2 separate regions of the Homo sapiens genome follow, and region 1 is linked to region 2. The links are chromatin contacts, found by Hi-C or POLR2A ChIA-PET in ENCODE. All regions are on one chromosome and are shown on one strand. The core of a region is the stretch at or near the end of the contact, and the rest is flanking DNA. Distances in the headings are between cores, read along the strand shown. Region 1 has its middle 23 kb from the start of DAW1. Region 2 holds the start of MFF (mitochondrial fission factor).

The links. Hi-C counts contacts between places; a loop is a spot of excess contacts on that map. ChIA-PET counts read pairs that join two places held with the same protein, here RNA polymerase II (POLR2A). Pooled maps may share reads with other maps.
Region 1: a loop to region 2 is called in a map of GM12878, with 2.3 times the contacts of the local background. The contact joins the enhancer-like site here to the promoter of MFF in region 2. A Hi-C loop is called at or near these places in 1 of 168 maps with a recorded cell type or tissue (GM12878) and 2 of 50 pooled maps. POLR2A ChIA-PET finds 5 or more read pairs at or near these places in 2 of 52 experiments (BJ and activated CD4-positive, alpha-beta T cell).

What each region holds. Positions count from the first base shown.
Region 1 is chr2:227,846,738-227,851,366 of GRCh38, forward strand. No RefSeq gene overlaps it. Among named protein-coding and RNA genes, the nearest start is that of DAW1, 23 kb to the right of the region's middle. Within about 2 kb of position 2,019, at least 3 of the 41 ENCODE cell types and tissues checked have a DNase peak (open chromatin) inside an H3K27ac peak, as active enhancers do; they include GM12878, where a contact is called at or near this core.
Region 2 is chr2:227,322,054-227,326,900 of GRCh38, forward strand. It overlaps MFF (mitochondrial fission factor), which reads left to right and starts at 3,198. Exons shown (of 9, transcript NM_001277062.2): 1 at 3,198-3,374. MFF-DT (MFF divergent transcript) reads right to left here and starts at 3,111. Exons shown (of 14, transcript NR_102371.1): 1 at 3,065-3,111. RefSeq lists an enhancer at 3,020-3,069 and a silencer at 3,250-3,539.

The sequences.
Region 1 (4,629 bases), core at 769-3,268, 520 kb after region 2:
GGCCATCAACTTTAGAAAGAATAAATAAATTGTGGGGTATCACACACAATGGAAATCTAGACAGAAGAGAAAATAAACTACAGCTGAATGCAGTAACATCCTGGAATCTTAAACATGGCATTGATTGAAAGGAAGACGACAAGAGAGAACACCCACAAGATGACCCTATTTCTATAAAATTCAACACCAGGAAAAATTAAACTTTATTTTTAAGCATGCATACAAAGCTAGTGAAACTATAAAGAAAAGTGAAGAAGTGATTACCAGAAGGGAAAGGACAGTAGTTGTTTCCAGGAGCATGTGAGCAGGGTATGGCTGAAACAAGACACATGAGGTTTCAGGAAGTGCTGATTTGCATGCAGTTTCACAGATTTTCAAAAAGTAATGATTCAATATTCTGTATATTTATTTTATGCATTCTTCCATATGTTGCTGTAACTGAAAAAATTTTTAAAAGATCAAATTTACAATCCCACCTTGAATTTAGAGTGATAATGAAGTTAAATGAGATTTGGCCAACAGGGCTAGGAAGGTGAGAATAAGTCCTCACTCCATGGATAAGTCTTAGAGGGAAAATAGGAAATTAGCAGAGAAGGAAAGAGCTGTCTAGGCAGAGGCAAGACTCACGCTAAAGTCTTCTTTGTCTATTTCACTCCTTCGGCACTGCAATTCTTCCCTCTACTCCGGCCCTCCAGGTGAGTGTGAGGGTTTAAGAAATGGGGCCCCCAAAGCAGGTCAGAGGCCAGAATATGTTCTGTTCATGTTTAGAAGATTTACTGGAGAGTTTTTGGAAGCAAGAACATTTTTGTTATGAAGTAAAAAGGAATATCTAAGATATCCCTCCGGCCGGGCGCGGTGGCTCACGCCTGTAATCCCAGCACTTTGGGAGGCCGAGGCGGGCGGATCACGAGGTCAGGAGATCGAGAGCATCCTGGCTAACACAGTGAAACCCCGTCTCTACTAAAAATACAAAAAATTAGCCGGGCATGGTGGCGGGCGCCTGTAGTCCCAGCTACTCGGGAGGCTGAGGCAGGAGAACGGCGTGAACCCGGGAGGCGGAGCTTGCTGTGAGCCGCGATCTCGCCACTGCACTCCAGCCTGGCAACAGAGCGAGACTCCGTCTCAAAAAAAAAAAAAAAAAAAAAAAAAAAAGATATCCCTCCTTCTCCCTTAGAACAAGGAAATACAAACTAACGGAAAAACCAAGGAAGATGTAAAGAAAAGAAGAGAAAACTAAGGAAAACTTGAGAAAATTGAGGCACAGATACAAAGGGGAAGAGAGAGAAGGGAATGAGTCAGGAGGGAAACAGAGAAAAGAGATTAAAGACATAAAAAGATAAAAGTATCGGGAAGCATTGCAGTGTGAAAGGGAAGAAATAAGCAAAGAAGACTTTGGAAGCTGCGTTCTTAAGATCTCTCTTAGATGAAAAAGGGGAGAGATAAATGAGAGAAAAGTAAAAAAGTTTTAGCAGAAAAAAAGAGAAATGATCAGAAATGTTTAATAGAAACATGAAAATTAGAAGTTCATGGGGCAAAAATAAAATGTGGCTTATTTTTATTTCTCTTTCTTAAAAGAGCAAACATTTGCAGGAAATCAAAAGGGCTCAAATTTCAAAGATCAACAAAACCAAGTGATGGGAAAAGCCTTTATAAGAGAAACTAGAATGGCATAAGAGGAATCTTAATAGTTTGATCATTTAAACAGGCTAAGGTAAATACTCACGCGAAAGAACCAAAAACTTTGTAAGAGTTATGATGCCAGAGAAAATAAGGAAGAAGAAAAAAGTGAACACTGTTACGTGTTCTAACTTGCAAGTCTCTTTCCCTCTTACTCTGCTAAGAATAAAAGAAAAGGCGGAAGGAAGAGATGAAAAGGGGGTCATTCCAACTCATTAAAACAGGGAAAAACCAACTATTGCAGAAAGGAATGGTGAGCCTGGTAAAAGTTGGGAGGAGGATGGGAAATTGCAAGAAGAGGGTTGTTAAAGTTATGAGTTCATTTTCCCTCGCCCCCTCATGGTACCATACTCACTCGACTGGAAAGGCAAGTTTCACTCCAGCAAATGAAGCAGCAAGGAAGTGACTTCACAAAAATCTTCCTCTGCTCTAGGGTAATTTGGGCCTTTCATGATTTAACTCAGTCTACCACATCTTGACCTAGTTGAAAACTGGGTCAGACTATTTTTCTTGAACGGAAGCCTAAAAACCACCCTCCCTTAAATGAATTTATATTTTTGCAGTATTGTCTATACTCAGTTTCTCTTTTACCTTTTTGGAGATGCTAACAAAAATTACTCAAGCCAGTTAAAGACCCTGGACCCAGAATCCATCGACAGAGGAAAAGGAATCAGGGATTTCATAGGAAAGTTGGAAGATTTGCTTTCGGTCCTTCTCCTGGTGGGGCACTGGGTGTTAATTTAAGTGACAATCAGCCCATTTCAGTCATGACCTTCCTCCCTCTCTGAGCAATTACTGAGGCACAGAAGAACTCCATTTTGGCTCAAAGAGTTTGTAAACCAAAAATAAAATTACAAGGCCCCGCCAACCATCTGAATGGACCCCTCTTCTCAGACAAGGGCATTCCAAAGTTGGTTCAAGCCATAATGTGAAGGGAGGGTTGGACATGCCACATTACACCCTCCTTCCTTTTGGAATTCAGGAAAAGCCAACCAGCATTAATATCGACACAGACCTTGAAGTCTGGTAAGAAATATTTACAATCTATTCTCTTGGAAGCCTGCTACTTAGAGGCTTCATCTGATTGATAAAACTTTGGTCTTCACGACCCCTTATCATCCTAAACCAGACACTTGTTTCTATTGATTCCAGGTCTTTAGATAATAACTCTTTCAACCAATTGTCCATCAGAAAAATTTTAAATCTACCTATAACTTGGAAGCCCCACTGCTTCGAGTTATCCTGGCTTTCCGGACTGAATCAATGTACATCTACATGTATTTGATTAATGTCTCCTGTCTCCCTTGAATTTATAAAACTAGGCCGTGCCTCGACCACCTTGGGCACAAGTTCTTGAGATCTCCTGAGGGCTGTGTCACAGACCATTGGTCCCTCATATTTGGCTCAGAGTAAATCTCTTCAGATATTTTAGAGTTTGACTCTTTTCCTCAGCAATTTCTATGAGGTGTGGAAGAAAGGCGTCAGGAGTTGGGGAAGAGAAGAGTGAGGAATAAATGAGGCTGCCCAGTTAGGTTAGGGGCAGGGACTCCCAGGACACATTGAGGAGTTTGGGAGGATGATAAAAAGAGTGGCAATATGATTAAAGCAGATTAGAAGAAACAGGCGTGGCTGGTGGAGGGATGTGAGAGAAAACTGGCCAGAGTGGGAAGCAAATTGATTCTTGATGAGTAAATGCATCCTGGCCAGGACCATAAATACTCCCTAGAGTATGATTACTCATGATCTTTTCCCCATCTGGCTGGTTGGAATAGGTATAATCCCTAAGGAAGCTTGCCAGATAGAATAAAATAGAGGATACCTCATTAACTTCAAATTTCAGATGAACAACATATTTTTTTTAGTGCTATTATGTCCCAGGCAATATTTGGAGCCCACTTAAAAACAAACAAACAAAAAAACCCCACGTGCTGTCTAGCTGAAATTCAAAGCTGCTGGGGTGTCCTGTATTTGATTTGCTAAATCTGGCAACTGTATCCCCAGGGCAATCTTGGGAATCATGAGAAAGTAGAGCCCAAAGATGTTGCTGGGTCTCAGAGCTGCAAGAGAAGTGCACAGGAAGGCTACCTAGATGTTAGGACTTCTGACTTCCAAAACTATAAAAGTATAAATTTGTATTTTAAGCCACTAAAATGTGGTAATGTGTTACAGTGACAATAGGAAACGAATACATAATCTAACACATTTTTTCCTCTTTTTCTTTGTCTACCCCATAGATATAGACAACGCTACACTTGGAAAGCAGAACCTTTTTGTTCATTTTCAGAAAAGAAAACTGAGGACATAATCACTATTTCCATTTGTAGAGTAACTCTTGGCATTCTTTCCTTGACACTATCTACACACTTTCTTATCTTTCTCTTCCTCTTCATCTAATTCTCTCCCTCTTCCCAATTCTTTCTATTCCTGTTTCCATTGCTTTTCTTTTCTCTATCAATTACCCAACCATCATCATCATCCATCCATCCATCCATCCATCCATCCATCCATCCATCCATCATCCTCTTCCCTGCTTTATTTTCATTACTCTAAAAGAGTACTTTTCAAGTTCACTCATCCCCACTTCCCCAAAATACTTGACACATTTTATCCTTCATCCTTCCTTTCATTATGTTGTGTCACTAGTTATAGATCCATTTGAGTAAAGAAACTTTCCTTTTAAAAACACAATACCGGCCAGGTGCAGTGGCTCACGCCTGTAATCCCAGCACTTTGGGAGGCCAAGGCGAGAGGAACACAAGGTCAAGAGATCAAGACCAACCTGGCCATCATGGTGAAACCTTGTCTCTACTAAAAATACAAAAATTAGCTGGGCGTGGTGGTGCACACCTGTAGTCCCAGCTACTTGGGAGGCTGAGGCAGGAGAATCACTTGAACCCAGGAGGTGGAGGTTGCAGTGATCCCAGATTGTGCCACTGCACTCCAGCCTGGCAA
Region 2 (4,847 bases), core at 1,948-4,447:
GTGCTGCCTTTAAGAGCTGTAACAGTCACCGCAAAGGTCTGCAGCTCCACTCCTGAAGCCAGCAAGACCATGAGCCCACCAGAAGGAAGAAACTCCGGACACATCTGAACATCTGAAGAAACAAACTCCGGACACATGACACACCATCTTTAAGAACTGTAAGACTCACCGCAAGTATTCGCAGCTTCATTCTTGAAGTCGGCGAGACCAAGAACCCACCAATTCCGGACACAGAAGGAAGGAAAACAAAGGGGAAAGCAGATTCTCTACAGAATGTGGATTTTTCCCATAAGAGACTTTGCAGGACAATTTCAAGGTAGGGCAAGGAAAGATATTTTTGGGTAAAATATTTTTATTTTCTTCCTTATTATGCCAGAGTCAGATTGGAAAGTAAGTCATGATATACACGGTTAAATAAAACCCATCTGATGTGCATTTATGGTTTGGAGAACATGACTCCCCAAACCCCTTAGATAGGAATTTGAGCAAGATAAAAAAATCAGAGCTTAGTCCTCAGAACCAACCTAATGCATGATCTCCCAACTTGATCTCTATCTTCCCACAAAAGATTGACTTGGAATGACTTATTATTCCTAAAAATCAATCTATTCTTAAAGGCTTATTTGTCTCTGTAGGGTAGTTGTTAAGAGTTAAAGAAAGAAGAGAGAAACACAAAAAGTGGCTCAACAATCAAGGATAGGTTTATTTTAGAGAATAAACCTGAGAGGGGCTTCTGGCCAATTTTGGTCAGGAGCACTCTCTCTTACAGACTAAGAGTATTTAAGGGTTTAGGGTGAGAGAGCTTATCACAGGCTTGGAATATTTCTGCTTGGAGGAGAAGTTTATTACAGGGTTGGAATGTCTCTGGTTGGAGGGGAGGGGTTATCTTGGGGCTGACATCGCTCCGGTCAGAGGGAAGGTTATCTTGGGGCTGACATCGCTCGGTCAGAGGGAAGGTTATCTTGGGGCTGGCATGTGTCTGGTGGGAGAGGGGTTTATCTTAGAGTTAGAATGTTTCTGGTCGGAGGTGTCATTTGTGGTTTGTGGTCATGCTGACAGCCATTAGGCTGATGCCCTCTGGGTTGGATTTAGGTGGTTTTTGATCAAGGGGCACTTTAAAATGGCAGTGCTTCTGCTCTGTCAATAGTAGGATATGCCAACCCAAAATATGGCACTTTGGCATAAAGATTATTTTCGAGTCAAAGGCACTTAAAAAAAAAATGCAAAAAGAGCACTGTGGCTTTCCTTTTTCCTTCCTGAAAGCAGGAGATAAAACTTCCGTATGAAAGGTGCCCTCCCTGTATAAGGAGGAAGGGAGATGTTCTCAACACCAGAGACATGGAGTCAAAGCTGAGCTGTATCTGCACAAACTTACCGATTTTCATTTCCACTTTGTTACAACAACCTTTATCTTCTTAGTCACTTCTGCATTAACTGCACTAACCCAAATCTGTTTGTTTTCTCACATTTTCACAATTTACTACTCTTTTTAGCCTTCCCTAGAAAAATGGAGACTCAAAAGCACTTAGGGTCCAACTGTTAATTTGGGTCTCCATTTTTCTAGGGAAGGCTCCAATGTAAATGTAAAAATTACTAAATAAAATTTGTATGCTTTCCTCCTGTTATGTTTTATGTCTCTATTTTACGTCAGTGGAGACTAAGCTCTGATTTTTTTTTTAATCTTGCTCAAATTCCTATCTAAGGGGCCTAGGGATTCATGCCCTACAATCCATAAATTCTCATCAGATGGGTTTTATTTAACCCTATATATTGTGACTTACTTTCCAATCTGACACTGGCATAACGAGACAAGAAACAAAATCAAAATATTTTACCGCAAAACATTTTTTTTAGTTTTTGACATATCTTGAAACGGCTCTGCAAAGCTGTCCTTTGTTGGGGGAAAATCTGCATCTACATAGAATTTCTATTAACATAGCTAGATCATTTTCTTCCAGGTCCTCCCAATCCTAAAGAGATTACGTAAGAATCTAGCACCTTTTAAAGATCTGAATAGGAAACATTTGTCATCCATTGTCTCTAAGGGCAGCCACTATAAGACTTCAAAAGAACCTTGGTCTCCACAATCTTTTATTTTAACCTCAACATTTCCTTTCTATGGGTCCCAGGTCTTCAACTGTCAACCAGAAAATGTTTAAATTTACCTACAGCCTTGGAAGCCCCTGCTTTGAGTTGTCCCACCTTTCTGAACCAAACCAATGTAGTTCTTAAATTTATTTGATTGATGTCTCATGCCTCCCTAAAATACATAAAACCAAGCTGCGCCCCAACCACCTTGGACACATGTTCTCAGGACCTCCTGAGGGCTCTGTCACGGGCCATGGTCACTCACATTTGGCTCAGAATAAATCTCTTCAAATATTTTAGAGTTTGACTCTTTTCCTCATCAGTTTAATTCTTAGGCCCAGCCAAGACCCCAAGAGGGGAGAGGAAATATTTTCACTTTCCCTACACCAGTGTTAAGAAGCCCAAGAACGCAATTCAGAGGGCTTCCCAAATCATTTTGAAGAATGGTAACATCTCTAGAATATCAATTAGATCGTAGGGGAGTACATAAGTCATGTGTACACCTTTAGGTGTTTGTGAAAACCAAGGCATATAAAATATCACATTATTTGGCCTCAGTACATTCCCATACTGACAAGCACTGTACCATTTTTCCCCCGCTCTAAGCAAGGGCTTCCTGGGGGGAAGAGTCTGTGGTTGGGTGTTCAGAAGCAGAGAGTGCTCTCCCAAAGCTAAACGATGCCGCCAACTACTGTGAAACTTAACTTCCCCTCTCCCGGAATTCTCATGGAAGACAAGGTCTGATCAACCGAGGGCTTAAGAAGTATCAAATTGGAACTCATGGAATCACTGGCGGAGCTGATTTACATATGAGAATTCCTAAGCCTCACAGCATAGAAATTTTCATGCCAGATGGTCCTGAAAAAGTTGTTTTAATTGGCTACCAAAGGTTTACCTTGCAAACACCAAGTTCTTAAAGATTACAAAATCTAATAAAGCCGAAGTGTGAATTAAACTTAACCGCAAGAGGAGTCACCTGCGGTCACCTCGTTTCGCCCACAACAAAGATGTCTGCGCATCGCTTACCGTGGAGCCGTTCCAGTGCGTGGGCCACGCGTCCGCCCTTTTCCGCGTCACATGACCACGAACACTCTTCCGCTACGGCTCCCAGAAGGGGCCAGCCCGCGCCTTTCGCGCTTCTGCCCTGGCCCTCTGCGGGCCGCTCCGCCGGTGCTGTCCCTGGGCGCCTCCGTGCTCTCAGCCAACCACCTCTGAGAGCGCCCACTCGAGCGCCCCGGGAGCCAGAGGGCGGGGGTCCTCGCCGGGACCCTCCTGTGGGCCCAGGGGTGAGTGTTGACGTCTTCCCGACCCGCGACCTGCCGCCCGAGCTGGCTGCCAGGCCTATCGCCGCCGCCGAGACCCTCCGGCCAACAGGGACCCGCGGTGGCCCCGGCCCCCCCGGTAGTGTCTCCCTGACCCGAGTCCCGTCCCCGGGCCTCTTGCCTTCAACCCTGGTCTTTCCTCCTCCCCGGGACCTTGAGTCCCCGAGGAGAGCGAGGGAGAGGAGCGTCTTCTGCAGGTGTTTTTGGGCGAACCTCTTCACCTTGTGTGGTTCGGCGTCTCCTTTTGTGTATTAACCCGGACTTTTCCGACTGGAAAATAGGGGTTTGGGAAGCAGCGGGAGTCCCGTGAGCGTGAACGCCGGGCTTTGCAGGTCTTCACTCATCCTTCCCTGCCAAGGCCCTGACACCTTACAGGCTGACCTTAAACCTGCCTTGTTTAAAAGGAGGTTTTTGTGTTGTTTTGTGGCAAGTACATTTTGGAAAAGAAGGGCCTTGTTGGAAGCCCAGGTTGTGGCATCGCGGGTGGCTGCGGGCCACCCTGTCCGTCTGTGAGCATCCCTGCTCGCAGATGTGGCTGCAGGCAGTTGCTCTCGGGTTTCCTTCCAGGAGCTGGGAAGCCGGAGGAAAGCTGCGGTTCCTGTTCCGCCGAGCTTCTGACCTTCCTCTGCAGGACGTGTGCTACTATTACTATCGTAAAAGAACACCCCTGTCTACCTCCCACAAAGTTAGAAGCAAAGGGCATTCTCGAGGGAAGAGCACCCTTTCAAAAGTGACATGTTTTCATTGGAGAACATTAAAGGGGAAAAAAAAAAAAAAGGTTTCTGGCCCTTCTGCCCAAATATAGAACCATTTGTATTCAGGCCTCTCATCCACCGAGAGACTTAAGATGATCACAAATGTTTTGTCTCCCTGCGTGAAAAACATTTTTTCTGCCTCAATTCCGTTGGCTAATGAGAGCCCAAAAGAAAAACCCTTAGGAAAATTAGGACGATTTAGTTATACTTAGTAGTCTTTTCCCATGCAATTAAATTGCTTGGGGGACCTTCTATCTTTTGGTTTCAAAGGCTTGTATATTGGTTTTGCCATTTTTTCCAAAAGGAAATTGTGTTCTCTCCCTTCCTGTCTGATAGAGCTGCCTCCTTTCAGAATTGCAAAGTTTAGTCTTCGCTCTCCTCTCTTCTGGTATTGAAACTTTTCTGTGGGTTCATAACCTTATTTTAAAGTTCATTAATATATAGTTTTAAAAGTTTGCAGTGACTTTTTAAATATAGTTTCTTTGAAAAAGAACTGAAACAGGGTGTGCAGAGTGGCCCATCTGTGTGAACTAGGTCCACGCAGTAGGTAATAAACAACTGGAGGGTTTTTTTTGGTTTGTTTTTGTTTGTTTGTATGTTTGTTTTTGAAAAGTACATAAACATTTGCAACCACAGTCAGTTTGACTCAAGTTGTTTCGGTGACTTCCGAGGCTTTCTGGGT